2 separate regions of the Mus musculus genome follow, and region 1 is linked to region 2. Evidence: chromatin loops called from intact Hi-C (ENCODE). Cell type or tissue: heart. All regions are shown on one strand. Links, peaks and the distances in the headings refer to the core of each region. The heading gives the core; the rest is flanking DNA.

What was found. Hi-C counts contacts between places; a loop is a spot of excess contacts. Peaks named below come from ENCODE experiments on the same cell type or tissue, not always from the same donor. Only the 100,000 strongest peaks of a DNase experiment are listed, where the experiment ranks them.
Region 1: a loop joins it to region 2, with 4 times the contacts of the local background. A loop is called at or near these places in 10 of 42 quality-filtered maps.

Annotation. Positions count from the first base shown.
Region 1 is chr1:83,706,706-83,723,098 of GRCm38, forward strand. No RefSeq gene overlaps it. Among named protein-coding and RNA genes, the nearest start is that of Sphkap, 310 kb to the left of the region's middle. In heart, for the core only: a CTCF peak has its summit at 10,541 (motif pointing left); no DNase peak of the experiment used is centred there.
Region 2 is chr1:83,399,351-83,415,743 of GRCm38, forward strand. It overlaps Sphkap (SPHK1 interactor, AKAP domain containing), which reads right to left and starts at 8,850. Exons shown (of 12, transcript NM_001356547.1): 1 at 8,630-8,850. The coding sequence starts at 8,657. In heart, for the core only: a CTCF peak has its summit at 8,840; no DNase peak of the experiment used is centred there; H3K4me3 peaks cover 3,052 bases; H3K27ac peaks cover 2,551 bases.

The DNA.
Region 1 (16,393 bases), core at 7,271-15,270, 310 kb after region 2:
GGATTTAAAACTTTCTAAACTGCTCCCTGTTGTTCTGTCTTCAAGAAACGGTGCTTTTTTGCTTCACTGTTTGATTTTACACCACTCTGACCCAAGCTAGATCCATCTGAGAAAACAAAACCTTGATTGAGAAAATGCCTCCATCAGATTTCTCAATGGGAAAGCATTAATGGCATTTTCTTGATTGATAATTGATGGGAAAGAGCTCAGACCATTGTGAGCAGTACCACTGTTGTCTGGTAGTCCTGGGCACTATAAGAAAGTAGGCTAAGCAAGCCATGGGTAACAACCCAGTAAGCAGCACTCCTCCATTGCCCACCTCTATATCAGCTCCTACTTCCAGGTTCCTGCCTTAAGTTGCTGTCCTGGCTTCCCTGGGTGATGGGTTACAAGGATTAAAATGAGATAAACCCTTTCCTCCCCAAGCTGTTTTTGCATGTGAGAACTGACTACATAAGCAGTGGCCATGTTTCTTCAAGTCCTTCTGAAATCCTCCTGCTTCACATCTCTCTAGAGCTGGGTGGAAATTTTCTTTGAGAGAATGTTTACAGGATAAAACCAATATGGTTTTCTGACTTGCTCTGGAAGTGAGTTGCATTGTGTTTCCTAGTGGTCACACACTGACTGAAAATGGGAAAGAAAATTTGTCCTATGGATTTGCTAAGGAATTTACTAGCCATGCAGGAATTAGATAGGAGGAAAAAGAGGAGGGGTGAGGAGGAGGGGTGAGAAAAGGTGAAGAGGGAGAAAGAGATGAGGAGTAGAGGGGCAGGGAAGTGGGGAGAAAGGATAAGCTGAGTGGATTTGAAGGTGAACAGGAAGCAAGTGGGTGTGTTCTCGGTTATTTGGAAATGATTATGAAACACTGAAAGATACTACGAGAAGCAAACTAGAGGACCAAACACAGCCACAGGTAGCAAGTGCATTTGCCTATGACTCCAAAAGAGTGCAGAAAGCTATTTATAGGAAAGATTGATTCTGAACTTAGATTTTTATTCTCTTTAGTAGCAGACAGTTGTTAAATCATAAGAACTTGTCGTTCTTTGTGTGGGTGTGGCTTATATGGTAGTTTGAGTGGGATTGTTCCCCATAAGCTTATATATTTGCATGATTAATCTCTAGTTGCTGAACTGCCTAGGAAGGATTGGGAAGTGTGGCATTGTTGGAGTAGGTGTGTCACGGGGGCGGGGGGTCAGGTTTGAGGTTTATTTATTTATTTATTCACTTTATATCCCATTTACTGGCCCTCTTCTGGGTTACCCCCTCTAACAATCCTTCCCTCCCTCCTCTAGCTCAGTACCTCCTTCTCTTTCACTGCCTATGGATCAAGATATAACTCTCAGGACCACATCTGTGATGTGTGCTGCCATTCTCCCATCATGACGGTAATGGACTACTCTCTGAAACTGACATCCAGACTCAATCAAATGCCTGCTTTTATGAGTTGCTAAAGTCATGGTGCATCTTATGCAGCAATGGAACAGTAACCAAGACAGTGTATATGTGTGTACTCGGGAGCCACACAAATCTATGTAGTCATCCGAAGACCAGAAGTCAATATTAAGCATCTTCATCTGTGGCTTTCTAGCATTGTTTTTGGCACAAGGCCACTTATTCATCTTGGATCCCACCAATTCAGCTAGGCTGGCTGGCCGGTGAACTTCAGAGATCCACCTGTCTCTGACCACCCTGCACTGGGTTATAAATGTGCACCATGCTTTTTCATATGGGCAGTGGGAATCTCCACTCAATGCTTAATGCTTGCTCAAACACTGTACCGGCTGAGCCACTGTCCCAGTCCTATCACTCCATAAAAACTAAATCAGAAAGCACCACTCCACCATGCTTAGATAGAGCCTCATTTTGTCAGGATGTGTGTGTTTTGTGGTTCAAATCTCATCATTAGTGCACCCATTACCTACAAAGTACCTACTTCCTATATAGTGATACTGACAAAGGATAGAATGAGTGACTTGTGGGATTTAATACATGATAAAAACAATATTACACGACACTAAACATAGATCATATTTGTTGTGTTGGACTGCTTTGCCACATCAATGTGTGTATGTGTATATCCATGCCTGTGAATGTGTATGTTGCATGTATGCGCATGTATAAGTATGTGTGTATGTGTATGTTTATGTATATTGTGTGTTTGAATGTGCTGGTGTATGTGTGTGTGTGTGTGTGTGTGTGTGTGTGTGTGTGTGTGTGTGTATGTATGTACTTGACACATTGTAGATGTGAAGGTCAGAGGAAAACTAGCAGGAGTCAGTTCTTTTGCTTAACCATATGCAGCCTTAGACTTGAACTAAGGTCCTCCAGCTTGGCAGCAAGTGCCTTTGCCGACAGAGCTGTTTCCCTGCCCCAACAGAGGGGAGTGTATTATAAATCCTTCACTGAGAGCAGGAGAGTGGTAGCTGGAGAATAAAAATAAGCCCATGAAGAACTGAATGGGAAGGGTCATGAAAGGTGGAGAGGGACTTAGCCTGGATCTTAGCCATGCTTTCCCTTAGAGCAGCTGTGGTTCAGGCTGTTGCCAAAGCATGGTTTAATATGAATTTCTTTCAATGTGGCTTGGAACCCACTTTTCAGATTCTGTAACAGAATGCCCTTACCTGAACTCATTAAATATTATTTGATTTCTGACTATACTTGATATTCATGAATTTTATTGATGTTTGAAACTCAGTAAGGGTAATTTTCAACTTCTGTGTAAACTTTCTAAAACCTACAATGGTAGGAGAATGGAAAAATACTTTTAATAGAACACTCAAATAGGATTTAGAACAAAATGTCTCAAGTCTATTTTAGAGGTGGCTAAAACCTGTGTCCACCCACATTCATCAAATTTGGACCCTGTGTGCATTTTTCCGCTCATAGGAATTTGGTGAGATATTGGAAAAAAGTAACTAAGACACTGAGTTATGAAGTCATTACTCCAATGAGCCCTGTATAATAACAGAACAAGTTCTTATCATCAATCACAAAACTATAGCTGATTTGGGTTTTTATGACATGAATAAAAATTCCAAAAGGCCAGAGACAACCCCTTTCCAGGCCTCATGCAGTGCAGGCTAGCAGAGAAGGCTGGATATGACCCCCAGCCCTGTGCCAGGCACATAGCACTCCTGAGATGGCTCCCAACACCAAAGGCCCTGGGTACCACTAAGGTGAGCAACTAAGTGGTGGAAAGATGAAAGAGAAGCAAAAGAATGTGTGCACAATGAAGAGAGGGAGAACTGAAGACTTGAGGGCAGTGAGGATCGACCTGATATGAGTAGCTGATGATGCTTCCTAAGACCAGAGTGAGTTTCTGTGTCATGTTGCAACCAAGGACTATGTCTGAGTCCATGGCCTTGTAGTAGCAAGAATCTGTTACCACCAAAGGCCAGGTGAACATCTCTGGTCTGAGCTACTGCCTGTGGGCCATGTTGATGTCTAATGGCTGTACAGAGCTGGCCCCACCTTTTGCTGGTCCACTGTTGGAGAGCTAGCCCTGAAGGCTTGAGAGCAGATGGGCTGGCCCACTCCCTCAACAGCTGTAGTACCTGAGAGAGCAGAGCGCATACGTCACCCAAGAAGCCCATAGAACTTTCCCTGATTTTGGAGGGAGAAGAATTGTAGGTGAGCTGGCTCTGAAGCTTTGAGCTTGGGAGAGTTGTCCTGGCCACTTGTTTGTCCTGTGGAGGCCTGAGCAAGGGAGAGATGCATACCCTTGTCACTGGCAACAATAGGGAGGGCTGGCTCTGGAATCAGGTCATGAGAGCAGGAGAGCTGGCCCTGCCCCTCACCAGCTGCAGCCCTTGGAAGAGCAGACCCTGTACCTGGCCTGGAAAGCACAATAGAGCCACCCTGATTACACATGTGAGGGGAAAGGTAGCAGGTGAGCCAGCCCTGAGCAGAAGAGCTGGCTCTGCCCCCTTGCCAGCTGCAATATTGGGTGAACTAGTGAGGCATCGCTGGAGATCTCACCCTCATGGTGTGGGTAACCAGCTCAGATACCAAACAAGCCCAGATTCACAGCTTTGAGTTGGCTGATCCCAAGATCTACCCCATCTATAAACTCCCGGAGCACATGAAGGGGACAGTGCTAAAGATCCAAAGCTGCAGAATCTCCATGATACAGGACAACAGCAGGATATCCAAGAGGAGTCCCAGAGAGGATCCAGTATTGATAGTAGAGCAGAAGCCGGAGGCTTCAAACCAGACCAATGACTCACTGCAATACACATTTGGAAATAAAGAAGTATAGACCAAGAGGCTATGCTGTGGGACACACTATCACATACTACAGCTTCCACAATGAGATTTTCTTTTTCTTTTGGTGTGGAGGTTGCAATGTCAGAGAGCATGTATGAAGGGACAGAGTGATGGGTGGGATAGTGATGCATGATGTGAAATTTATAAAGAATCAATAAAAAGTTAAATAAAAAACTATGAAAGACCATTTTTTAAGAAACAAGCTACAAAGGCATGAGTGTGTACATGTGCATTTAATATCCATGTGTATATCCATGTTTGAATGGAAGCACACATATGCACCTTAGAGGCCAAAAAGAGGTGTTAGGTATCTTTATTGCTCTCCATATTTCTTGTTACTACTACTACTACTACTAAACAATTACTACTACTACTACACTACTACTATTACTAGACAGGCTCTCTCACTGAATATGGAGCTAATGGTCGATGAGATTCAGGGATAAGCCTTTCTAAGCCCCACACCCCCAGCACTGAGATAACACACACACTGCCATTCACGGCTTTTAAAATGGGTTTGGGGGCCTGGACACAGATGCTCATGCTTTTGTGGCAAGTACTTTACAACATTGTTTTTTAAGTAGATTACCCATCCTGGTAGACTAACATATTTTTATCTGTTAGATATCACATCCTGTTAAGGAATGGAGAATTCTTACATGGCTACATGTATGTGCAGGATGTTAATACAGCTGTGTCTTTGCCTCATACAGTCCTGCTAGATTCTCCTCTTGTGTTATTTATGATGCTTGGAGTTGGGTGAGGCAAGGGGAGTACATGGGTGATAACTGAAATAGAAAGGGGAGGAGGCTCAAGAATGGCATTATTTTTGAAATTGGGATAAAAAATTACCCAACATTTTAGGCCCCCGAATAAAATAGACATGTAAAACCTGGACAGAGCTTATGTATTCTATCATGCATATACAAAATGCAGCTGTTTGAAATATGTTATATGGTCTAGTCACACCTGTGCCCTTACACTATCAGTCTCTAACAAAACCTTCTGATTTCATCTTTACTTCTACTCCCTGCATCTAGAGCTTTTATCTTGCTTGTGTTGGGTACAGTCCATTATTCAAGAGAATGACTATGTCCTTCTGCCTCCCTACATTTTTCTTCCTCATTCTCTTTCCTTCCTTTCCTTTCCTTTCCTTTCCTTTCCTTTCCTTTCCTTTCCTTTCCTTTCCTTTCCTCTCCTCTCCTCCCCTCTCCTCTCCTCTCCTCTCCTCCCCTCCCCTCCCCTCCCCTCCCCTCCCCTCCCCTCCCCTCTCCTCTCCTCTCCTCTCCCTCCCTCCCTCCCTCCCTCCCTCCCTCCCTCCCTCCCTCTCTCCCTCCCTCCCTCCCTCCCTATTTCTTCCTTACTGTTCTTACTTTATTATTTTTCTCCATATCCAGATTTTGTTGTCTGAAGATTTTTACTCTCAATCAACTACAGTCCAAAAGATACAAAATGGAAAATTCCAGAAAAATTCTGACCTCAGTATACTGTTATGATCATTCTGTTTTATTACTATTTGTTGGCAATTTTAAATTAGGCTGTAGCATAGATACCTCTGCCTAAGGAAATAGTCACAGTATATATGGAATTCAGTCTGTTCATTCGGCATATAATGGGGGATTATACAGTACCTCTTTTTATACTTGCATGCCTATGATAAAGTTTGATACATCTTTTGTAAATAGAGTGGTTAATAACAATAAATAATGATAAAACTAAACAATTATAACAATCTCTTTTAATAAATGTTGTATTGATGTGATCCCTCAAAATATTTGTTTTGTTATTTCCTATTTTTAAGATTTATTTATTTTATTCACCACACTTGAGTGTTTTAACTACATATGTGTCTGGATAACATACATGCAGTACGTAGCCGGGACCAGAAGACATTATCAGACTCCCTAGAACCCGTGTTACATATGCTCACAAGGTGTCATGTGGCTACTGAGAACTGAACTAGGGTCCTTTCCAGAGTTCAGGTGCGTTTAACTGCTGGTCCATTTACATCTTCTTGTTCAGTCCTTTCTTGTTACAATATTAGATAACAAAATGCTTGTATGAAGAAAGGAGATTATTGACACAGCCACTGAGTGTTGTCAGACTGCCCTTTAAGAGCTACTTGAATCCAAGTATTGAAACAGCCACATCCATAACAAAGATGGCTACTAAATAGTGGTTATAAAGGTCACTTACACAGAGCTAGAGGCTAATTAAAGAGGTGATTTGTATCCAGGCACGGAGAGAGAGGGACCACAAACTATGCATCATACTTCTCAGAACAGTGTGGAATTGAAATTTAGGAATTAAAAGAAAACAATAAAAATTTAAAATGGTGCTGTACCTCTGGAATTTTGGAGAAATAAATAGTTCTCCATCAAGTTGACCACGGTGGTGGCTAGGTGAAATCTCAGAAAGCAAACCCAGAGAAAGGAAGGTCGGCTGCTGTGCACTTCTCAATCAGATAACTTTGTAGAGCCCTCTGCACACCCGGTGTTTTTGTTGAAATACCCAAGTGCTCCCTTCAAGTTCTGGAAGGGGTCATCTGATAAGCTTTACCAAAGGAAGGACACAGGAAAAGCTTTATTTACCTTCACATTTTTCCTCCTGAAGTTGCTGTTAAAAATGCACAGTGTGAATATTGCCAGTAGCCTCTGACCAAAATAACTGATTATTCTAAGATAATTCTTTTCAGCATTTCCTGCAAAAAAACATCTCTGGTGGGGGAGGAGGGCGGCAGTCTGGCTATTTTTCCTGTCAAGATTTATAAGAAGTTGAATTAATTAACATTTGAAACACATTTTCCCTCTCAGAGAGAACTTTAATAAGCATTGTTTTAAGGAGGACACAATGTTGTTAACCTTTTTTTTTTTTTTTTTTTTTTTTTTTTTGCAAAGCTCTGGACTCAAGTTTTTTAACTGAAATGTTTTGGTTTTGGTTTTGGTGTTTTTCTTGTTGTTCTTTTTGAAGGTCTCAGATGCAAGGACAGGAGACAAAGAAGAGAAACTTAGGTTTTTAGAGAACTTTATAGATTTTCCTGCTGTGCACCTGAGGCCCACTAGCTTAGCACCAGGCAGTCTCTTTAATGATAAATAAAGATAGCCCTTGATCCCAGCTTTCTGTTTGACCTACTTCCATCTGTGGCTGATTTTTAATTGGATGGGATTTTGTTGTTGTAGGAACTAAGAAAACCAGAGTGCTCTGTGCACTGGGTCTTGCTGCAAGCGATGACACGCATGGGCTTCAGACATGTGCATTTAAGTGAACTCTCTCCTCTGCTTCTCCCTTCTCTCTCAGTATAAGTTTTAGATTTGTGGTTTCATTGTTTGTTGGACTGAGAGTGAACGTGCCACAGTGCACATGCATATGTTTGGCTCTTTCCTTCTACCTTATGGACCCCAGAGGTCAAACTCAGGCCACCAGACTTGGCTGCAAGTCTCCTTTACCCATTGAGCCAACCCATTGGAGGCCTTCCTCTTACATCCCTCTCTCTGCCTCAGGCCCACGAAGTCCTAAGTTCTGGGTATATCTCCACTTGCTTCATTGCAAATCATCATATCAGCTTATAACCCACAGAAGCCTCCAGGCATCTAAGTACCTAGGGCTCAGAAGTTGAAGCTGATGTTGTCTGCCACCTGGAAACCAAAAACCCAATGTGGCTTTCTGAAATATTTGGATAAGATGGGCCAGTCAGCAGAACTCTGTGCCTGTAGCCAGAAATTTAAGTACAATAGCCTTATCTGTTCTCATTTTAGCTCTCAAATAATTGACAAAAAGATCTATTAAGTTTATTAACACGTCTTAAGCACTATGACTGGGCAGATATTCACCTGTTCTAACTCTCTACGCTATCTACTTCCCAGCCAAAGGTCCAGTGCTACTTGCAGTTTGTGTCTTGCCCTGGCTTGCTCTGTACATGCGTGTCCTCTTGGTGAATCCCTTAACAACCTACCTGCTCATCATGACTCCAAAGGGACCTTCTGCCTCATGGTCCCTTCTCTTCCTCTCTGGTCTCTCTGTGACCCTGCCCACTAGGATCTGAAGTACTGAATACCCTTCCCAGTCCATCGGCTGATGAGCTCTTAACTAACCAATCAGAGATCACTGATGAGTGTTCTTTACACAACATAGATATAGGAGATGGATCAAAACCCAGGACCATGCAACTGTAAACTGATCTCTGGACATAGAAATCAGCAATGGAATACACAGTGCAGAAAACCATCCCCGAATATGTGCTCTCAAAAACTTTCACAAGGTGGCAGAACATCTTAAAGGGACTGAGAGGTAAAAGCTAATTGGCTATCTCCCACCCAGCGTGACCAATCAAAAAAAAAAAAAAAAAGTCATTCTCCCTCTCCTGATCAAAGACCAAAAGGGATTGAATTGAAGAAACTGACATTCTCCTCCACCCTCACCCTTTCTGGGAACAGAGATTCCTTGCTTAAAAGAAACAGGAGAATCAGAGGTGAGCATTTCCTCTCAGTGGAATCACTGCTCAAATGATTTAGTTTTAAATTTGCTTTCATGGACACTGAAATGTAAATCGATTCCAAAGATAAAAGCATAAATAAAATAAGAATCACTGGAATGTGCAACAGATAAAGATCTCCATGCAAGCCACATGGCTTTCAAACAAAAACAAATGTTGAAGCCAGACAGGGTCCCAGTACTGAGAGGGGGAAGTGGACACAGGGTCCCACCCCCAACCAAGAAGTTACAGCAATGGATACCTGCTGGTGGAGGAAAAAAAAAATCACTTTTCTCCGGTGGAATCCCACTGGGTTTATCTGTGTTACAGCTCTAAGGGTTAAAGCTTCCCCAGAGGAAGTGTTACATCTCTGAGGAAGGAGGTTTTCCCAATGCAGGTGGTACAGTTCTGAAGGCAAAGATATCCTGGTAGTCGATTGGGAGCCAGGAAATACCAGAGTCGTACTGTACAAGCAACCTCACACATGAGACTTGATGGAAGGGGGAAAACTCAGAAGGGTGACTGCCTCTGCTTGGGTGAGAACAGAAGACAGGATTTATATAGGGTTTCTTGGAAGTGAAGATTATTGGGATTTCAAGCTCTGAGCTTGGACTTTTTACTCTGGAGGGTGGAGCTTGGCTGCCTGTCTCTGGAGGGAGGGGACCTGGCCTCTGAAGCCTTTAGAATGTCTTATACATGGAGTCTCCTGGTTGGAGGTACTCAGGGGTGGGTCTTGCACACTCTCATCTCAAGGGGCTTGCAATATCAACCATACTTCGAATGTCCAGGAGTATTGGTCATGACAAAGGAATGTAAGTTGGTAAAGTTTAAGAATGCCTGTTTGGGGTGAGGGACATAGATGGGAGGCTTTGGAGGAGGAAAGGGAAGAAACAAATGTTGTAATTAAATTATAAATGTGAAGATAAACAATAGAACATATACCCCAATTAGGAACACAGTTAAGACTAAAATCACTCCTCCCCAAATCTCTGCTGTAGGTCATGCTGGTTTACCACTAATAGTATATGCTAAGTCTGTGATGATTATTTGGCTACCATGTTTGATATTGGATAGCATATCCTGGGAACTTACATTTGAAAGTTGACATACAATGAGGAATGTAGAATGCTTTAGAATCTCGTATAAGTGTTTTGAAGACTGGAATGTAGCTGGGGATATAGCTTAGTTGGTAGATTGTTTGGCTACCATATATGAAGCCCATGCATGGTTTGATCCCATCACTGCATAAAGATGGTGTGGTGGTGCTCACCATGTAACCTCAGTACTGGGGAGATAGTGTCAAGAGGATAAGAAATTCAAGCTCACCTTCAGCTACGTAGAGTTAGGTAGGGTTAGGACTGGGTTAGGGTTAGGTTCAAGGCCAACCTGAGCTGGACACGCTGTCTCAAGAAATAAAAAATAAATAAAAACTGAACTATTATGAATAACAACCAAGCTTTTCATAAAAATGAACATTAAATATATTCCACACTTTTTCATGTAAAATACAGAAGAGGTAGCTGAGACAGGGGGAAATGTGTTATATGTGCATTTCTGATTATTGCCTCATGAAATTAAAGTACTACATAGAAGAAGTAGAAGAAGAAGGAGGAGGAGGAGGAGGAGGAGGAGGGACAGGAGGGAGAGGGGGGAGAGGAGAAGGGGAGAGAGAGAGAGAGAGAGAGAGAGAGAGAGAGAGAGAGAGAGAGAGAGAGAGAGAGAGAGAAAGTCAAAATTTCCTATGACTGCAGATGCCTTTAGAAACTATATGGTCCTAGCGCCATCTGGAGGATCAGTGAGAATATGTTCAGAAGCCAATGGCAGAAATGAGCAGATAAACAGTCTCCCAACATTTGCACTATATGACTCTCCTGGCCTCCAAACAGTTCCCAAATAAGGGCTCCAATGATACCAACAGTCCAAAACTTCAACTTCTTCACTTCAAAAACAGGTTTAAACCTGAACCAAGAATGTCAAACAGGATCTGTTGTATATATATTTTTTAAACAAAACAAAATTCAGAATGCAATTTTTGTTTCTTGTCTGAGAGGAAAGAATTGTACAGGGCTTGGTAGGAGTACTAACATTCTGCAGCCCTTTTCAAGAAACATATAACTATAAAATGCCAATACTCCTCAGATTTTAATGTGTGTGCCAGAATTAAGATTCTTTTTTAAAATGTAGGTGCTAACTCAATGGTTCCAGGGTCAAATGTCAAGAGTCAGCAGTTCTGAAAAGTTTTCCCTTGCTGCTTGTCCTAGGAGAGATTAAACCAAAGTTTTAGTGCTTTAATCCACAATACATGGACTGGTAGACTCCCTCATGATCTTGTTTGAAAGAGAATCAAATCAACTACTGTGAAGCAGCAAACAATGAGATACTCATCAGGGCCTCTGGTCTGCAGGAAAATGCCTTCAAGGTTTAAGATCAGTGACATATTATCCTCAATCCTTTGAAAAAAGAAGTTATCTTTCAGGCTTAACATGTCCTTGTAAATGAATGTAGTTCATAATTCTGTACATATGTTGCTGGCTTGGTTTTCTAGAATGTGCTAAGAGTTTGGAGTCCCTGCTCATGAAACATACTGCTCTTTGAGTGAATATAAATGTTTCTTTCGAGTGCTTTGAATTGGCCTGACATGTACAAACACTGGTTTCTGAATGTTTGGTAGAATCCACAGGCAAAGGAATTGGAACCTCAACTATGATATTTTTCTTGGATGTTTATATCTAAGTTTCTATAATTGCTGTTCATTTTATTTGGATTATGTATATTTCCTTTGCTCAGTTTCGATACTTGGGTACTTTTTTGAAACTTGCCCATTTTCTTTAAGGCATCTATTACTGACTTACACCATTTCCTTAACTAGCCATGCAAAACTTAAGGATGGGTACCTTCTACAATATACATTGTTAGGTGATTGTGTTGGGTGGGCAAGTGTCACAACCTAAGTCTATGTTAGTATATTCAGTGGAACCACACCTGGGCTACCTGTAATTTATCCAGATTTGCTTTGCCATATTGCTCTTATCATATTTGTTCTGACAAAGAATTTTTTCCCACTATTAGCCTATGTAGAGTTTCCCAAATTCTTGGTCAACTTTCCATCAGCAATCACAGATTCACCACAGGCGTTCACATCATATAATGAATACAATTCTTCACTCATTTGAATACCTAGAGCCAGTAATGTATTCGACCCTGTGATGGTGTCCAGTATTTTCTCTTGGCCTTGGAGCATATTTCCAGGGGCAATATGTTATTAGTGTTCATTAACAGCCAGACTGTACAGTTCTAATTCATATTCCAAGGAAGGGCAACATGGAGAAAAACACTAGAAACAGGTCTTCATCATCATTTGCTAGTATAAAATGTTATTGAATTTGGTAGCATATTATGTCTAGTTAGAATATTCTTCCCCAATGCTACACAACTACATGGTAACTCCATTTAAACACCTTTAAATATATCTACATATTTTATGAAACTTCTACAGTTGTAAATTTCCACATAGCTTTTGCAAATGGCTTTTTGTGTTGTTATCCCTCCCTATTTCTCCTCCTCTGCCCTATCCTCCCATCCCCCACCCTATTTAATCCTCCTGTAATTGGTATTCCTGGATGTCAACTTGACTATATCTGGAATGAACTACAATCCAGAATTGGAAGGCACACCTGTGATCCAGACCTTGAGGCTGGAAGACACAAGTTTCTGACCTGGATCTTGATATGGAGATCTTGAGGCATAGTGGCCATGAAAATCTTAAGCCCAGGCAAGGTAGTGAACTCCTTTAATTCTAGGAGACCAAGGCAAGGAGATCTCTGAGTTCAAGGTCAGCCTGGTACAAAGCAAGTACCAGATCCAAGCATGGTGCCACATACCTTTAATCTGGGCCACACCTTCTGCTTGAGACATACATAAGGATATTGGAAGACAGAAGATTCATTCTTCTTTGACTGCTTGCACTTTCTTGCCAGCACATGTTGGAATCTACTTCTACAGAAAACCAGCTGAAACAACTAGCTTCATGGGACTGAACAACTACTAGATTCTTGGACTTCCCATTCACAGCTGCTCATTGTTGGGTTAGTTGGACTACAGACTGTAAGTCATCATAATAAATCCCCTCAATATAGAGAGACATTCCATATGTTCTGTGACTGCAGAAAACCCTGACTATTACACCTTCTAGGAATTCATGTTGGACAGAAGAGGGAGTGGGAAGACTGTAAAAACTAGAGGTGGTAGCTGGCCTTAATGAAGTATAGTTTTCTAGACACAACAGAGCTGATGTGTATACATGAACTCACAGAGACTGTGAGAGCATTCCCAAAACCTGCATAAGCTCAAGTCAAACAATATCCCAGAATGGGCCTGAATTTCTACCCCTAGACAAGAAGCTATTGACCATTAAACAGACAGATAGAGATACAGAGAGAGAGAGAGAGAGAGAGAGAGAGAGAGAGAGAGAGAGAGAGAGAGAGAGGGAGATGGAGACAAAGAGAGAGAGGGAAACAGAGAGATACAGAGACAGAGACAGAGACAGAGACAGAGACAGAGAGAATAAAGTTGGGTAGGAGTAGGCAGTAGGAGAAAGACCTGGAAAGAGTTGAGGGAGGGGAATGAAACATTATCTGAAATTCTCAAAGAAACATTATTAAAGAAAAAAGTTATGAAATTCTTTGGGGATCATATCATCTGGATATCAATAGCTCATTAATATTTCTCAGAAGTCTGGTAGTTTATGATATTACTGTATAGTCTGAAGGTCTTTGAAAAATATCAAATTCTGTCACAGAAAGTGACTCTGAAATGTTTGACCTGGATAGATCTTGGAGTCAGGGTTGCTAATTAGGACAGATGCTTCAATTAGAAAAGCAATTTCAGGACATTCTGTTTAGGGATCACTCCTGTGCGGTTCTGACCTCACTGGACCATATGCTACATGAAGGAGAGAAAGCTGCTGTTTGCATTGCATGTATCTGCAAAGCCAAATCCTAGGATGGTTTCAGAAGGATGATGGGAATTACAAGAGAGAAATTGGGCCAGAAGGCACATGTGTTTGTCTTCACTTGGTTCTTATATCTAATCATGCAACTTTCTACATTGACACTTCCATAGAACACCTTGTTGAAGCATACTTACTGTGCACATGTATGTGTGTAGACAGTGGCAAAGAACAAATCAGGAAAAGGTGCCACAGAACTACTTAAGAGAAGTAGTTTCTTGCATGGGAATTGGTATATTGGGGCCTTCATGTAGGAAAAGGAATCTTTTTCAGGATCTTAACTTTCAACCCTCAGGATAGACTAACTGAAATATATACGGCATGAGAATACCAAGATTTCAAAAACTACTTAATTCCCTAAGCCGAGACTTTTTGCAAAGTAGCTTGAAAAGCAATTATCTAATGTTTTGCTTTCCTTTTGAGGATGAAAAAACTGGAATGCAGAAAAGGCATGATTACAGAGACTAGAACAACAGTTTTCTAGACACCCCTGAGTCTACCATCTTAAAACCATGCATTTTTACTTAGACTAAATAGTTGCACATATGTTATCATCTTATAGATTATCTCAAGTTTTGAGATAAGGACCATGTAACTTAGGAACTTCTTTTTAAAGAATCCATTGCATCTTTAAGAGCAATCATTTTAGTAATGAGAGATTATAAGATGAAACATTAAGAATCTTGTTTATATAGCTAATGAGTGGAGTTTTGGACCAGGCCATCGTTTTCATATGGAAAAGCTTAAGATTTACATAGGCATCCTCTAGATGGACATCATCCTTTCCTCAGCTTTCTCATTTCCATTAGCAGATGAACCAACACAGGATGACACATGCACGCAACTAACAAAAGATAAAGTTTTGATTACTTTATAATCATGAGGCTCTTCAAGGATCAGAAGTTATTTTAAGTTATTTGAAATGATAATCTGTAAAAGTGTCATTATTGCAACTCACCCAAATGCATTTTATGAAGGATATTTTATACCCATATCAACTATTCTGCAGCTAGATTAATTTACTAACCTACTTCCTGCAATAAAAAAAAATTCTAAGAAAAAAATCTTTTCACACTTAGGTAGAAGATATCAATCAGAGAAAAGGGTTACAACAATATTTTCTTTTCTGCCCATTGTAAGATGAACATGGGATCATGGGCAGAGGTATAGGTTGTTTCCAGTTTCTGGGTGTATGCAGAAATGACAGCTGTGTTCATTTAACTGAATCAAAGATGGACTTAAATGGATACAAGAAATCCTAAACACTTTAAAGCTTGACTCTCTATAAAACATGTTAGCCTTACATCTCTGTGTAGTTAAGATTCCATTTACCTTTCTACATTAAAGTAATGTAAACGTGACACTCAAAGTAGGTAGGAAATAAGAACAGAATAAATAGAAAAACTAAGTCAGAAAAGAATAGAGATTAATAAGAAAAGTAACTGAAATGGTCAGAAGAAACCCTTTTTTGCTTTAAAAGACACCACTGATGGGACTACCTAAACATGATCTGCATAAGGACACCCATAAATGTGCTAATGTGGAAAAACCTTAGGGCCTTGACACTAGATAAATAACTACAGGCAACTAAGGAATACTGCAAGAAGTAAGTAGTTTTCCCCAGGAAAGAGCACACTATTGGTTATTCAATGTCAAATGGTCAGACCTGAAAGCATGCACACAAGTAACATTATATGAACAGAGCAGGTTGTGCTTATATGTTTAGGAATCTGTAGTATTAATATGTATGAAATATATATTCCATTACATATATTTATATATGGTACTTTATGTATAATACATTAGGTAGGTAGGTAGGTAGATCTCTCACACACACACACACAAGTGTACACATGGGAAAGTAAAAACAAAACCACAGGCACAAGTGTAGTGAACAAGTAAATACCACACGTAGTACACTACACACAGAGTATCTAAACTGGTTTGCTTTGTTTTGTCTAGTTGTAACCCAGAACCCTATTCTTTATAAAGTTGGATATTGTTCATAAAATTTACTGTATTTATTATCATGCTGTGTGCATGTGTGAATGACATGTGTGTGAGTGTTGGGTACATGTATGGCACAGAATGTATGTAGAGGTCAGGATAACTTGAGAAAGTCGGTTATCTCCTTCCACTGTAAACTCTAGGATTCTAACTCACACTTGCAGGACAAGCAATTTTACCCATATAGTGCTCTTGCCAGTGCTGAAATCTGTATTTCTACAGATAACGTGTCCACATCCACATGGCCACTCTCTGAGTGCATCCAGGATCACTTTAATTGGTCTTCTGGAACTATTGTTCTCTTGAAAGGAATTTGGATTAAGTCAATATTGACCAGAGCCTCTTGGCTTTCACTCCTCTCTTAGAAGGCTATCATATTACTCTACTTCTAGCTGAGTTAAATAATTCTTGGAAGGCCTTGGTGTCCCCACATGTTTCCAACTTTTGTGATGAGATCCATTGTCCCATGTGTCCTGGGAAGAGCCTTTGTCTACTGTAATTGCTGTCCAAAAAAAATGTGTGTGTTTATCCACATCACGGCCATTCTGCTTTCATAGCTGGTCTTTTGCCTGAATGTGTTCTTGTGCTTTGGCTTTTTTTTCTCCAGACCCAGTTCCATGATGGTAAGGACGCCAGCATGA
Region 2 (16,393 bases), core at 4,072-12,071:
GATAAAGAGGCATGGTAGGTCTTCTGCATCCCCTCAGAGCCCTAGTTATTGAAAAGACTGGCAGCCCCTAGCCCCAATGTATATACACCTGAAGAGGATGTTATAAAAGACAACTCAGGAGGAGGGAGTAATTATACCCCAAATTTTATTTTGATTATTGATTTTTATATTATTTAATAATATACATTTTTAAAATTTTTAATAAAAATATTTGTATATAAGACCTGAAATGTTGAAACTGCTTGCAGGAGCCAAAACCAAAACCAAAAAGCCATCAATGTACTCATAGACAAGAACTTTTTGAAAAGGACTCTAATAGCACAAATAATTATGATAATAATGAACAAATTAGATTAAATTAAATTTAAAACCTCCAAGGCAAAGAAACAAACACCAGAATGAACAGAGCACTTACAGAATATTGAAAATATCTTTGTCCATATACAGCAGATATGTTTTTAATGTTTAAAATATATAAAACTGCAAAACTTAAATACAGAAAACAAAATTTTGCAACCCATGAATGGGTCTAATAAACTCAACAGAGTGTTTTCAAAAGAAAAAACACAAATGGCTAATAAATTTTTGGGAAATGTTCAATATCTCTAGTCATAAAAAATGAATATGAAAATTATTTCAAAATTTCATCTTATCCTGACAAGAGCGGCTAACATTAAGAAAATAAATGATAACAAATGCTGGTGATGACATAGAAAATGATCAACCCTGTGAGCTGCTGGTGTGATCATAAACTTCTGTAGTGTCTTAGTGTCAGGGTTTCTATTCCTGCACAAGCATCATGACTAAGAAGCAAGTTGGGGAGGAAAGGGTTTATTCAGCTTACACCTCCACATTGCTGTTCATCGCCAAAGGAAGTCAGGACTGGAACTCAAGCAGGTCAGGAAGCAGGAGCTGATGCAGAGGCCATGGAGGGATGTTCCTTACTGGCTTGCTTCCCCTGGCTTGCTCAGCCTGCTCTCTTATAGAACCCAAGACTACCAGCCCAGGAATGGCACCACCCACAATGGGCCCTCCTGCCTTGATCACTAATTGAGAAAATGCCTTACAGCTGGATCTCATGGAGGCATTTCCTCAAGGGAGGCTCCTTTCTCTGTGATAACTCCAGCTGGTGTCAAGTTGACACAAAAACCCAGCAAGTACATTTAGCCACCCTAGAAAGCCTTATGGTTTTCTTTTCTTTTTTTTTTTAAGATTTATTTATTCATTATATGTAAGTACACTATAGCTGTCTTCAGACACACCAGAAGAGGACATCAGATCTCATTACGGATGGTTGTGAGCCACCATGTGGTTGGTGGGATTTGAACTCAGGACCTTTGGAAGAGCAGACAGTGCTCTTACCCGCTGAGCCATCTTGCCAGCCCACCTCCTGGTTTTCTTAAAACAAACAAACAAACAAGGCAAAAAACAAAACAAAACAAACCCCTACAAAAATAGAACTACCATGTTCTGGGGAGATACTTGCTCATCTATTGCTCTACTATTCACAGTAACTAAGAAGCAAATGTTTACCAACCGATGAGTGGATAAACAGAATGTAGTCAATGTAACAACTGTTGCATATTATTCATCACAAAGAAAAATAGAATGATGAGATTTTACATGGAAATAGATGGAACCAGAAATGATTTCCTAAAATGTTATACATTCAGAAAGGCAAAAGGATGCATGTTTTCTTCCCATGTAGCTCTTAGATTTACATGTGTGTGTGTGTGTGTGTGTGTGTGTGTGTGTGTGTGTGTGTGTGTGTGTATGGAGGAGGTATAGGTGAAGAGACTAGAAAGGTGATCATGAAAGAAGGGTTTAAAAGGAGAACAACAAAACAAAAAGCAACACAAAACCCTAGACATGGAAAGGATGGAAAGGGACTAACTGGGCCAGCTGGAGATCCGTAGGTGGTTGGGGGAGTAGTGGAGAAGGACCAAGAAAAACCAAAATATGTAAGAAAATGCTACAGAAATCCCTTTACTTTGCACACTAACCCAAAAACTCCTTGAAAATAGCTTTCTATTTTGAGCTATATACTTAAAAAGAGTATGTTTCACAAAGTCAAGGGAAAGTAGTTTTAACATTCATTGCTAACAGGCCTTCTCCACAGGAAATACTGAAGGAAGGTTTTTGTTGTTGTTGTTGTTTGTTTGCTTGCTTGCTTTTAACAGAAGCTATGTAATACACACAAAAGCCCAATGTTATGAGAATAAATTATCCAAAACTTCAAAAGTGAAGGAAAATGCATCAAACTTTTTAGAGTATTCTAAAGTGACTTAATAGAAATATGACAACATACATTGTTTATGCCACTCGTAAAAATAAAATGTAAGCCAACCAAAGGCAAGAATTTGAATATATAATTAATCTGGATGTGAAGGGATACATTATAATTTGAAAGTACATTCTGATTATTTAAAAATATGCATTCTAATGTCTGTGGTATCAACTTTTGCTTTAGCAAACTATAAATAGTGAATCAGCAGAGGAGCTAGCATTGAATTATAAGCATTTTCCAATTAACCACAAGTAAAGTACACAAGAGGAAAAATAAATTTAAAAAGAAGGCAGATTGTACAAATAGAAAATCTAGTCCCATCTACGATGTTAATGCACATAGGTGAGGTAGTTATATTAAAAGAGATTATTAGCTGGGCAGTGGTGGCTCATGCTTTAATCCCAGCACTTGGGAGACAGAGGCAGGTGGATTTCTGAGTTCAAGGCCACCCTGGTCTACAGAGTGAGTTCCAGGACAGCCAGAGCTACACAGAGAAACCCTGTCTCGAAAAAACAAAAGAAAGAAGAAAAGAGAAAGAGAGAGAGAGAGAGAGAGAGAGAGAGAGAGAGAGAGAGAGAGAGAGAGATTATTAGGTGATATTTTAAAAGGTATGTCCTAATAGACTGTCTTGACTGTCTTCAGTAACTTTAAATATGAAGATATAGACTAGACAAAGATAAGCCAGAAAAAATACAGAGAATCTTAAAAATATCAGTTAAGGAAAGAAAATACAATGACCACACCTAGAGGTTTTGATGTTGTTTGTTTGTTTGCTTTTAAGTGGGATCACCAGGTAATCCATAAACAGAGCCACTTTTACTCAGTCCCCATACACAAGGCTATCTCAACTCACCTCACAGGACTCTCAGGTGCTGTTATTGCTCCTTTAGTCAGGTGATAAAACTAGTCACAGAGTTCCTAAAAATCTTTCTTCTAGGATAACTGCTAGGTGGCAGGTGCTCTTGGGTGCTGGGTAGCCTTCTTCACTAAGGAGCAATCCTTTGAAGCACTTACTATAAACTTGTTTCTCTTCACCCATGGGGCAATCTTAAAGAGAAATGACCCTTCTTCGAAGCTCAGCTCTCTTGCAGAACTATTTCAGTTCTCTCATATGACTTGATCTTTGTTCTGTCTAGGGAGTTACATGTTCATTCTTATAAGGCCTAATTGACCATCACTGGCATCATAGAAGGGGTGGCATTATAGAAGGTTATAAACAAAAAGGACCCAGATGATTGCTATAGTTCCTGTGCATGTCAGAAAATCTAGGAGGAGCCAATGAGCACCTTAGATAGAGAGTAACTGCTGTTATTTTGTGAAGAGGGCATAAACGTTCTAATATCAAACACACCAGCATTTCTTCCTTCCTCCCTAAAGTTCCATGTAGAGAACTCTCTCACAGACAGACAATACTAGCCATGAGAATCCCTTATGGACAAGGAGCTCTGTGAGAGATGGCTTACAGGAACCACAGAGATGGAGGCATGTGCCCATAAGAGGTGCCAGTAAGGTAAAACATTATTGGTAGACATCATGAGTATTTTTAACGGTGTTTTGATTAGAAATTACTTTGAGAATTCCTGTTTCTTTATCACGTGCCCTTTACTCAGAAGCACTGTTGACACTTCGAATCTTGTATGTTTGAATAGATTCTGAACTCCTAGGGTCTCTTTCTCTAGGAAGTTACTTCTGGAGTGGTAGTTCCCTGCCTTTTATGAACTGGGGAATACCCAATGCAGCTCAAAGCTGGATCTGAGAAGAGAATGTTACATTCAATGACTCAAGGCTGCATGTGACCTTAACATGACCCATCCCCAACACACACACACACACACACACACACACACACACACACACACACACACGAGCTGACCAAACCTTCCTCTTTGTAAAGAGGACATAGAAATGAAGCTATGACCCTGCATTTCTGTCTTTCTATGAATTCGAAAACCTATAAACATTTACTAAAATATATTATTGGGCGGCTTTAGCTTAGTATGCAGTTTGGAGTTGTTTTGGTACTTTAAAAGTAGGGTCCCCCCCCCTTGGTCCTAACAATATGAGTGATGTGTTGCTAAATTAAACTTTAGGTTGAGTAAAATAAAAATGACAAGACAATGAAATCAATAACACACCACACAAATATATATGAATATCCCCACAAATATACAAGCATATAAATGCAACAAACACACATACAAACATATATGTTTGCACACACATGCACACACCCAAACACATATATTTCAAAATAAACTTTTGGGTTCTTCTTCAAAGGCCCATATAAAAAGTATGTGATTAAAATAGAATCCAGCATTCTATAAACAAAAAGAACAACTCTATATAGTATAAAAATGTAAATGAATATTGAGAAAGAGAATAACTCTTCAACTTCCAATTCTAGCTCAAATGTGGCATAGATAAAAAATGATTTTTGCTCTTCTCTTGCTCTTGCTCTCTCCGCCTTTCCCCCCTCTCTCCCCATTCCCCTCCCTGCTCTGTGCTCATGGCTGACCTCTACTCCTCTCTCTCTCTCTCTCTCTCTCTCTCTCTCTGCCTTTCTCTGTCTCTATTTAACCCCCTCCCCATGCCCTAAATAAACTCTATTGAAATGTTTTGTTTGTAACTTTTTTTTAAAAGGGCATTTCAAGGCTTGTGCTTTGAAGATCATCTTGCATCCCGGCTGCCCCTATATGTCTGAGAATGATGTTACCATTATGGCCAGGCCATCATTTCTTCTCTCCTATAAAAAACAACTGTGATTTCATAGCCAATACAAGAAAGAAAAAAAAAAAGGCTAGACTTGAAGCCAAAGGACTTTGAGGTGTCCTAGGTGTCATGTATGTGGACTTTTAAATCTGGTATTTACTTTATTTAATTTCCTTTTGCTTCAAAGGTATTGCTAGCAAGTAGAAGTAATATCTGCTATAATTAACTCCCAGGGATGCAATGATCAAATAATCTAATATATGAAATGACACTTAATAAATTCTAAATGTGATTCTGTACACAGTTGCTTATGTAGATGATATTGACTTTCGTCTGTAAAGGGTAGCTGTGGTGCAGGAATAACAGCTACAAGAATCACTTAAGAGAGAACCTCGATTCTTTTTTTTTTCCAAACACCTAATTATGTGATTTAGGGAAATAAACTTCATAAAACAAATAAGTGAATAAGTGTTTCCAAAACTTTTAGCTGTAAAAGTAGCCAAACCGAAGCAAAAGCCTTCATTTTCTTTTAAACATTTTATTTCTACCAGACTACTAGCCAGAAAAGAGCATGAAATTCTGGGTTTATAATACATCTGCTGCAAAGGATATTGATTTCTCTAGTGCCTGATTTTCTTCCTGGAGACATTTTCGGGCTTCTCTTTGCAGAGGTTTTTAAAAGTCTTTGCCCCAGTACAGGGGAACGCCAGGGCCAAAAAGGGGGAGTGGGTGGGAAGGGGAGTGGGGGTGGGTGGGTATGGGGGACTTTTGCTATAGCATTGGAAATGTAAATGAGCTAAATACCTAATAAAAAATGGAAAAGAAAAAAAAAGTCTTTAATCTGCTTCATACAACTTATATATTTGAAAATTAAAATCATCACAGTGAAAATAAGGTGAAACTTTTGCAAATACAAGGTTAATAGATTATAATATCTCGTAGAACTGTCAACATTTTCATTGTTAAAAAGCCATGTTTTAAAGTTACCAAATTATTAATCAAATTCTGGTCTGAGATGATACACCACAGAGTATTGCTGGATTAGTGTCCCAGTTATATTCTGTTTTACCTGAAATCACCAAGCAAGTAAAAAAATTCTAACAGCACAAAATATCCTATAATTAAACCATTTCCCCGAAATCTTGTTGTTTTTTCTGCTCATTACTGAATAGATGTCTAAATTATTTTATCTTACTTAAACGAAATGCTGTTATTTTAATCACTGACTTAACTTTATTAAATACTGAGAGTGTTTCTGATCTGCACAATATATGCTTGATCTATAATGATTTGTTATTACTTGATCATTTTGCCACTTTCTCAAAAACACTTGTGTAGAATATCCAACTGCCAGTTCTTCAAAACTCAAGCTTGCCTAAATAAGTCTAGTGATTAATACAAGGCATACAGGTATCAGTTCAAATTCTAATTCTGCTTTCACATATATGTGGAAAGTTAATTCCCATGGCCTCTCATGAGATCTGATGAGAGAGAAATTGGGATTCTTACCTGCACTAAAGCAAAGAAATGAACAAAGATGCTCCAAGAGATGAGACTATTATTCTGACTTAGGGGAGAGGCGATGTTTCTTGGTAAGTAAGTGGTAATAGTCAGAAGGTTTATTTCTGGAGATATGCTATCAAGATTCAGATGTGGGCCTTCAATTAGTTTGCTTGCTCTTTATAAAGCCACCTCTGTCGCCACCCCATAAAAGATCTCAGTAAGTTATCGGAATGCTTTATTTCTAATCCTTTAGGAAATGTTCCAGGATTAGATGGAAATTGAGTCAGGATTGAGCCACACTCCTGACGATCTGAAAAGATAGCTTTAAAGTAAACAATTCGTTATGAAAAACACCTTTTAAAAAGATTTTTTTAATTTTTAATTTTTATTTTTTGGAATTGGGGGACTACTTAGTTCACCATTTCAGTTTGTAGGAATGGGGGTAGAAACTGAAGATGGGACTTAGGGCCTCATGTATGCAAGGCTGGATGGAGCTTTATAAATGAGCTGTATCCTTAGCCCTGAACACTTCAATTCAAAGAAGCATTTCTCCAGACAGTAAACAGCAAACCTCTAGCTCAACTTTTAAAACGTTGTTGAACTTTTACCTACATCGACAACAATGGTTAATTTTAAGGCTTTTAAAATCTTCCCTCCCATAGCTCTATACTTGCTTTTCCAGACATGAGGCTGAAATAGAGAGACTCAGTGTTCATCTGTTCCCATTTGAGCCAGAGAGCTAGAGCCTCACTTAGGCTCCAGGCATTGTATAGAAACCTCAAAGTCCTTTGCTAGATTTACAGAGGTGGGTGATGGATGGGACGCTGGGGAGACTAGTTCTATCACACAACACGAACACTTGCAGATATAGATGGAAGGCTCTGATCCTTTGAAAGGCAATATGTAACCTGCTGTACCCCCAGCCTTATCCCAGCTCTCCCTCTATCTTGGCTACTGTCTGTGAGCCTTAGCCTGTGAGTATTGGGTCTTCCTATGTTCCTATGCAACCCAAGAATTCTAGCTCAACTTGTTTATTTCAGTGCTTGACAGTGTCAGCTGAAAACTACCTTAGTTTTTTGGGGTTGGTTGGGGTGGGGTGAGTTGGGGTGGGGAGATAAGAAGTAAGAGCCTAAAAGATTAGCCCTGAGCCTCGGTGGAGTTGAAAGGTGGGCCTGTGGGATCTCAGCATGGCAGCCCAGGCTGCAGCATTCAACAGTACTAGGAGCTCTAGGTGTGAACTGCGAATGCTCAGTTTCCTGCTGGGCAGAGAGCACAAAGGGCTCAAAGCTACCTGCTCAGTTGGGCACCTGAGAGATAGACTCGGTTCAACCCGGATATTTTTTAGGGAGAAGAACAAAAGTCATAGAGTACTGAATTCTCCAGCTGGGTCCGGAGTAGAGCAGAACAGGAGGAAAGAGAGAGGAAACACAAGACCAAACAACAAAACATTGTAACCACGTCTTTCAGGTGGCTGGACTTACCGGTCTGGGGAAGGGACTCAGACACTAGGTGGAACTAGCGCTTCAGAGATGCTAAAGGACCAAAGAGGTCTCCTCTGCCCAGGATTACAGGTGGGCTCAGGTTAGTGCCAGTGAGAGATCTAAGAGATCTCCCCCTCCCCAAGCCTACAAGACCTTGTAGCTCACTCCAAAGCCCCAAACACTAACCCAGGTTAAGGTCAACAGAACTGGAGGTAAATCAGCTTTGGTCTTGATCCCTCAGGTCTCTGTTCTCCACCTTGGAACGCATTCCAAGTCAAGGCGCAAAACTGCTCCAGGTAATATAACACTAAAAGCCCGATTCCCCAGATACCTCGCCTGGCAGAGGAGACCTCACCACCACTACCCGCCCCCAGCCCCCCCTCCCCCAGCCTTAGAGGCAGGCACCTGGCTCCAGCACACAGGCCCCACCCAGCCGGGCGCCCAGTGGGGTAGCTAACAGAATTGAAGCCCCCACCCCTCACCCCCACCTCTCAAGGGCCGATCCCAAGGATCAGTCGTGCAGGAACTTGACTTCTCCGTGGGAATCTCTAAGGAGAGCAAAGGGTGGAAAGCAACTTTGCCTATGATCTCTAGTGCCCAGCGGAGTTTGAGAGACATCACATTAGGCATATGGAGAAGCGAGTCTTACCTTTGCACAGAAAGCCGGGAGTTGACATCCATGGTTGACCGCAGGCAGAGAAAAGCTGACAGCGCAGGCGAAGGCTAAGAAGCCTGAGCGCCCTGCGCGAGGACAGAGACGTGCAGGCTGGAGCAGCAGTGACTGAGACCCGCAGCGGAGATTGATGCTCGCTCCTCCCTGGCCACCAAGCGCTGCAGAGATGTCCTGGTGGCGCCTCCTGTGGTCTGCTCAGATCTTGAAAACTGCTGGCTGGACTTGACCCTTCAGCCTAATTCCCGCCTCCCTCCCAGGTCTCGGGGGACTGACTGCCTTCTGTGCCTTTCGCTGTTGCTCCCTGCTCACTCCCCTCCCCTTAGTCCAGTCCCGCCCCTTGCTTTCTCTGGTGAACACCAAGTCTCAGCCCTGAAGTTGTTCATCCACTTGGCTGCATTTACAGGCTCACTTCTGGCAGTTCTGGCTTCCCGCTGCCCCTACTGGTGGCACACACATCCCCTTGAAGACCCTCTATTTGTCCTCTACAACAAAACAGGAGGTGCAGGCGTGGTCACTTGTGTCAATGTATCCAGCTCCTTTGCTTTCTTCTAAGCCTCTGTCCTGTTTTAACTCTCTCCTGTCTCCATGTAACTCATTTTCCTTAAATGGGACACCATCATCTCTCACCTGTTTGACCCTATGAGGAGATAAAAGTTTCAAAAACTCGCGACAGTGGCCATCCTTCTGAGGCAGCTTTCAGAACCGAAGGCAAGATTTACTGATGCTCTATTGTCTGCTCAGCATCTCTTTGAGCAGAAACAGACTTTTTTTTTAAAGAAAGAAATCAAGACACTGATGATAGCAACTCTCTGTTAAAAAGAGGGCATGGAACCTTGTGCCCTTTCTTTTTGAATTGAAAAGCAAACTAAAAATGAATACCCTGAGACTTCCAGGAATGGGAAGATGAGATAAATAAAATTTCCCCTTTTGCTTCTTGCAAGTCTAACTAGGACTCTCCATATTATGAATTGTATATAGAAAAATTCTGGCAGAAGCAAGGAGAACAACTAGGGGCCTGACCATGCAAAGAATGTAGTGGGGGTCTCTAGCCAAATGACAGAAACAGCCTAGACAGGCAGAAAATGCACAGATACCTGCTTCATGATGGCTGAATGTTAGAGGAGAAAATCCCACTCTAAACTGTAACACCAAAGGCTATGGGGGAAGTTCATATTCCAGTGTCCTGAGCTGGAAGGATGCAAGTCACTCGTAGGGTCAATTGTGCAAGAAAGACTAAGCATGGATCAGGACTTTCATCCCTTCCAGGAAGAAGCAATTGACATCTCCACAAATTGGCACCAATAGAGGGTTCTCCTAACCAGCCACAATACCACCCAGATAGATGTTATGAGAGCAAAGAAGGTGGGGAGATTTTGAGCTCTGTATAGCCCTTAGAGAACCTTGGTGGCAATTTAGAGGAGGCCTAAAGCTCAGAAGTAATGAGGTCATGTAGCAGCCTTGGTGCACATCTTTGGAGACATAGCCACAGAGCTATCAGTTAGACCAGAAAGGAACTACCTAGCAAGGCTGAGGTGTGGACCACTATCCCTTCAGAAGTAATCTGGGAGCCTAATAAGCTAATGTACTGGCAGTAATAGAGCAGCATTGTCCTGCCTGCTTTGACCTGCAAGAAGCTAGCTAAAGCAATTAAGTAAGACTCAGGCTTCAGACATATTATCCTAAGTCATCAGGTTTGTGAGGACATTATGTATCAGGCTAATAACTAATAAAAACACACAAAGCAATTAGTAGGAACCCTGAACTGACATGACAGAGATGTTAAAACAATCCTTCACATTTTTATAAACAGGTATTATAAAAGTAGAGTTGGTCTCTTGTATCAGCAATTTCCACATCTGTGAGGACATCTAATGTTTGGTAAAATGATTTGAAAAGGCAGGTCAGGTTTGCCTGAGTATCCTCAGATTTGGAACAATATCCTGGGGCAGAAAGCCAAACTCAGTATGCAAATTTAAAATAATTGAAATCACATAATGGGGAAAAAAAAAAGAAGAAGCAAAATCAAGAACAGAAGAAACACTGGCTGGCAAGCCATCCTACAGGCTTACATTTTTAGGCTTGCTCAGGCCCCTGTATGAGTGGCAGGCCAGCATGGGCTTCATCATGAGATGCAGAACAAGATCTCATTTCAAAGCAAAACAGCAAACCAGCAAAGACCAAGCAAACTCTCCCCTATACACTTCAAAATATAGGGACCAAAGAGGAGGGTATCTAAAGAAAACTTTAAAAAATACTTTAAGTTCAATGTGTATTTCATCTCCTAGAAACTATTAAGCAGGCCTGATTGGAAGTTACTTTGCACCAAATGAATATGTAAGAAAAGTACCAATTGGTGATGTAACCTTCTTTCTCAAGGATGCAGAGAGAAAAGCAGTGTAAAATAATGCCAAACCAAGAAGGCCATGGGTCTCGGAAGGAGCAGTTCGGGAAAGAAAGTATTTGACTTGCAATAGCAATAGTGCCAAACTGACATTGATACTGGGGACCCATGGAAAAAACAACATGCTGGAGAATGCTTTGAATCTCACTGGTAGCAAGAGACAAATAAATCCTTAAGTCATTGTCTGATCTCCAAACTCACTTGTACTCCTGAGCATGTGCACGTATGCACAAAGCCGCATACAATTAACCAAGATCAGAAAGCAATGAAGTTGATTATGGGATGGATCCCTGGGTATGGCAGCCTCTAGATGGTCCATCCTTTCGTCTCAGCGCCAAACTTTGTCTCTATAACTCCTTCCATGGGTGTTTTGTTCCCAATTCTAAGAAGGGGCAAAGTGTCCACACTTTGGTCTTCGTTCTTCTTGAGTTTCATGTGTTTTGCAATTTGTATCTTGAATCTTGGGTATTCTAAGTTTCTGGGCTAATATCCACTTATCAGTGAGTACATATCATGTGAGTTCTTTTGTGATTGGGTTACCTCACTCAGGATGATGTCGTCCAGGTCCATCCATTTGCTACACCAGCAAGATTTTGCTGAAAGGACCCTGATATAGCTGTCTCTTGTGAGGCTATGCCGGGGCCTGGCAAACACAGAAGTGGATGCTCACAGTCAGCTATTGGATGGAACACAGGGCCCCCAATGGAGGAACTAGAGAAAGTACCCAAGGAGCTAAAGGGGTCTTCAACCCTATAGGTAGAACAACAATATGAACTAACCAGTACCCCCCGGAGCTCGTGTCTCTAGCTGCATATGTATCAGAAGATGGCCTAGTTGGCCATCATTGGGAAGAGAGGCCCCTTGGTCTTGCAAACTTTATATGCCTCAGTACAGGGGAACACCAGGGCCAAGAAGTGGGAGTGGGTGGTTAAAGGAGTGGGTGGGGGCAGAGTCTGGGGGACTTTTGGGATAGCATTTGAAATGTAAATGAAGAAAATACCTAATTAAAAAATAAATTAAAAAAAGAAATCAAAGAAGTTTAATGATGGTGGTAGTGGTGGTGATGATGATGATGAGTGAAATAAAGAGTTGCATTTTTCGCAAGGTTCAATAAATTTGATAAGCTTTTATTAGACTGACAGAACATTCAGAAGGCATGGATTACCAATCAGCTGTGAAATAGATATATGTCTCAGACCTTCCAGGTAAGTTGAAGTATTCAAATAATACTGAATGCAATATGACTGATGTCTGCACAGACAGGGGAATTTATGCATAGGCATAGAATGGCAGTGATCTTAGGAGACACCAGAGAATAAATATCCTGTAACAAAGAAGGTGGAGGTGAAGTCACATAGCCACCCAAATGAAGAGTTGGACAATCAGCTGGAAGGTGTCTTCTCTGTGTCGCCAGAGGTGTCACAGGGAGCAAGGACCTGTTGACATCTTTGTTCTGGACTTCCAGTCTTCAGAAGTGCAGAATGTTATATTTCTGTTGCTCTTAAATTGTCCTCGGTGTGATAGTTTGTTAAAGTGGTTGTAGGAAATGGACATATTATGTAAACTGAACTGGTATAGCATAGACACTTTTGATACCAGAAGCTCCAAATCTACCAAGGAAATTGGATTTTTAATTAGAGAAAGTCCTCTTAAAAATGAAATCTTCAGGCCCAGATAGTTTCATTAATGAATTCGTTCACACCAACCAAAGAGCACACATGGGCTGGACTTAGGTCTCCCTGCACATACATAGCAGATGTGCAGCTTGGTTTTCATGTGGGTCCCGAACAACTGGAATGGGGGCTATCCCAAAAGCTATTGCCTGTACATGGGGTGTGTTCTTCTAGCTGGGCTGCCCTGTCTGGCCCAGTGAAGCACCTAGCCTCACAGAGACTTGAAGTGCTAGGGTGAAGGGATATCTAGGGGGAGCTCCACCTTCTCAGAGGAGAAGAGAAAAGGGGATGGGGAGAAGGATTGTGGGAGGGGGCAACCAGTGACCTGGGGTGGGGCAGTGAGTGAGATGTAAAGTGAATAAGTAAAAAAATAAAATTAAATAATAAAAAAGAGTTCATTCAAATATTTAAAGATAAATTAAAAGTGACTTGATGAAATCACATGAAGAGTGATCCGAATTCATTTTAGGGCACTAGTGTATCTAGAAATCCAAATCAGAGAAGATAAATAGAAAACTGCAGGCTAGAGACCCAGACATAAATACTCAGTCAAGTAGGAATTAGTTTTAAAAATTTATTTGTTTTCTATTTTTTTAATTGTGTGTGTGTGTGTGTGTGTGTGTGTGTGTGTGTGTGTGTTTATGCATCTGTGCCTTTGGTATGTGCACATGAATGCAGGTGTTCATGGAGTCCAGAGGAGAGGATTGCATCCCCTGGAACTGGAGGAATAGGTTCTCAATGAGTTGTGAACCACCTGACATGAGTGCTGGGAACTGAACTTGGTTCCTTGCAAGAACAGTATGCTCTTAACTCCTGCTCTTTAGCTCTAAAGCAGAAGTTACTTTAAGGGTGTGAGGATAGTCTCAAATTTGAAAATCATATTGATCACTATAATTTTCTGTACTCACAGGTTAAAAAATAAACATAATCATATCAGGTAAAGCAAGAAAAAAATATGGCAAAATCCAATGCTCACTTTTGACAAAAGTGCTCAGAAAAATAGGAATATTAAAGGAACTCGTTTGATGAAAAGCAACTTCCAGAACCCTGTATATTACACAGTGAGAAAAAACTACACCGCTCTCCCTAAAAAGGAAAAGCAGACATGGTTATCCATCCTGTCCACATTCAATCAATACTGTACTAAAAGTGCTGGCTCATGAAATAGGCAAGAAAGAAAGAGATAAAAACAAGCAACTTAGCCAGGAAGAAGTAAAATTGCTCTGCTATACACAGACAGACAGACAGACAGACAGACAGAGACACACACACACACACACACACACACACAAACACACACAAACACACACACAATTTTGGTATTCTTGATAGCCTGAAAGCTTATGACCTGCCTCAGCCTCCTGCTTGCCAGGATTCCAGGCACGTGACACCATATTCATTAAAAATATATATATTGTTGATTTTAAGGAAAATAAACCTAGAACTCAAATCTCTTTACAAAGTCTCAGAATAAAAGATCAAAATATAAACTACTATCTTTTATACTCATATTGACTGTGTCAACATTGAATTTAAAGTATCGTTTAAATTTACTCAAAAGAAAAACAATGAAGTACTCAGCCCAATATCTAATAAAACATATACAGATTGGTGTTTAAAAGTGATGAGATTCTAATGGAAGAAATCAGAGACTATGGAGAGTTACAGGTCCCTGCTGTGCCAGGAATTGGAAACTCATCACAGTAAAGATATCAAACTTCTTCAGACTCATGGTAGGTTTGATATATTTCCTATGCTGCAAGAGTATTTTATAGATACCAACAGGATTATACTAAAATGTACATAAAAGTGGAAGAGAGCCAGAAAAACTAAAATGCTATTAGAAAATCAAAGAAGAATAGAAATTAGTCTATAACACTTCAGGACATAATATTAGAGTAATTCCAGGCATGTATTTGACAGAGATGGATGCAAAAATAAATTAAACAGAAAAAAATCAATACAAATACAACACAATACGTCCAATGATTTTTTTTACAATGTTTCAGAATAACCCAATGGAAAAACAGATAAGTTGACCCATTCTCTACAGATGATGCTGTACAGTCTTGTCACTAGTGTATTAAAAAATGATGTCATCAGAGAAATGCAAATCAAAACAACCCTGAGATTTCACCTCACATCGAGTCAGATGGCTAAGATCAAAAACTCAGGTGTCAGCAGATGCTCACAAGGGTGTGGAGAAAGAGGAACATTCCTCCATTGCTGGTGGGATTGCAAGCTGGTACAACCACTCAAGAAATCAGTTTGGGGGTTCCTCAGAAAATTGGACATAGTACTACCGGAAGATCCAGCAAAACTACTCCTGGACGTATACCCAGAAAATGCTCCAACTGGTAATAAGGACACATGCTCCACTACCTTTATAACAGCCTTATTTATAATAGCCAGAAGCTGGAAAGAACACAGATGCCCTTTAACAGTGGAATGGATACAGAAAATGTGGTCCATTTACATGATGGAGTATTACACAGCTATTAAAAACAATGAATTTATGAAATTCAAAGCGAATGGATGGATCTGGAGGATATCATTCTAAGTAAGGTAACCCAATCATAAAAGAACACACATGATATGCACTCACTGATAAGTGGATATTAGCCCAGAAGCTCAGAATCCTTCTTAGAAGGGGGAACAAAATACCCATGGAAGGAGTTACAGAGACAAAGTTCAGAGCAGAGACTGAAGGAATGACCATCCAGAGACTACCCCACTTGGGGATCCACCCCATAAACAACCAGCAAACCCAGACGCTATTGCAGATGCCAACAAGAGCTTGCTGACAGGATCCTGATAAAGCTGTCTCCTGAGAGGCTCTGCCAGTGCCTGACAAATACAGAAGTGGATGCTCACAGCCATCTATTGGACAACACACAGGGTCCCCAATGAAGGAGCTAGAGAAAGTACCCAAGGAGTTGATGGGGTTTGCAGCCCCATAGAGGAACAACAATATGAACTAACCAGTAACCCCAGAGGTCCCTGGGACTAAACCACCAATCAAAGAAAACACATGGTGGGACTCATGGCTCTAGCTGCATATGTAGCAGAGGATGGCCTAGTCGGTCATCAATGGGAGGCGAGGCCCTTGGTCCTGTGAAGGTTCTATGCCCCAGTACAGGGAAATGGCAGGGCCAGGAAGATGGAGTGGGCAGGTTGGAGAGCAGGTGTGTGTGTGGGGGGGGGGGCGGGGGGGTGGATAGGTGATTTTCGGAGGGGAAACTAGGAAAGGGGACAACATTTGAAATGTAAATAAAGAAAATATCTAATTAAAAATGATGATTATCAAGGCCCATTGGTCGATCAAACCTTATATGTCTCAGTACAGGGGAACACCAGGGCCAAGAAGTGGGAGTGGGTGGGTAGGGGAGTCAGGGGGGAGGGTATGGGGGGACTTTTGGGATAGCACTGGAAATGTAAATGAAGAAAATACCTAATAAAAAATTTTTAAAAATGATGATTATCTGTCACTATAAAAAACATCTTATTGTAGATCATAGACTTTAAATATCAGAAACAAAACTAAAATATAATGATCATATAACATAAGTAAAAATCTTTGAGATCTAAGACTAAGAAAGAAAACTTAATTTTTATACTAAAAGTACAATCTACAAAAAGAAAATTTGTTAAGTTCATTGTATTATT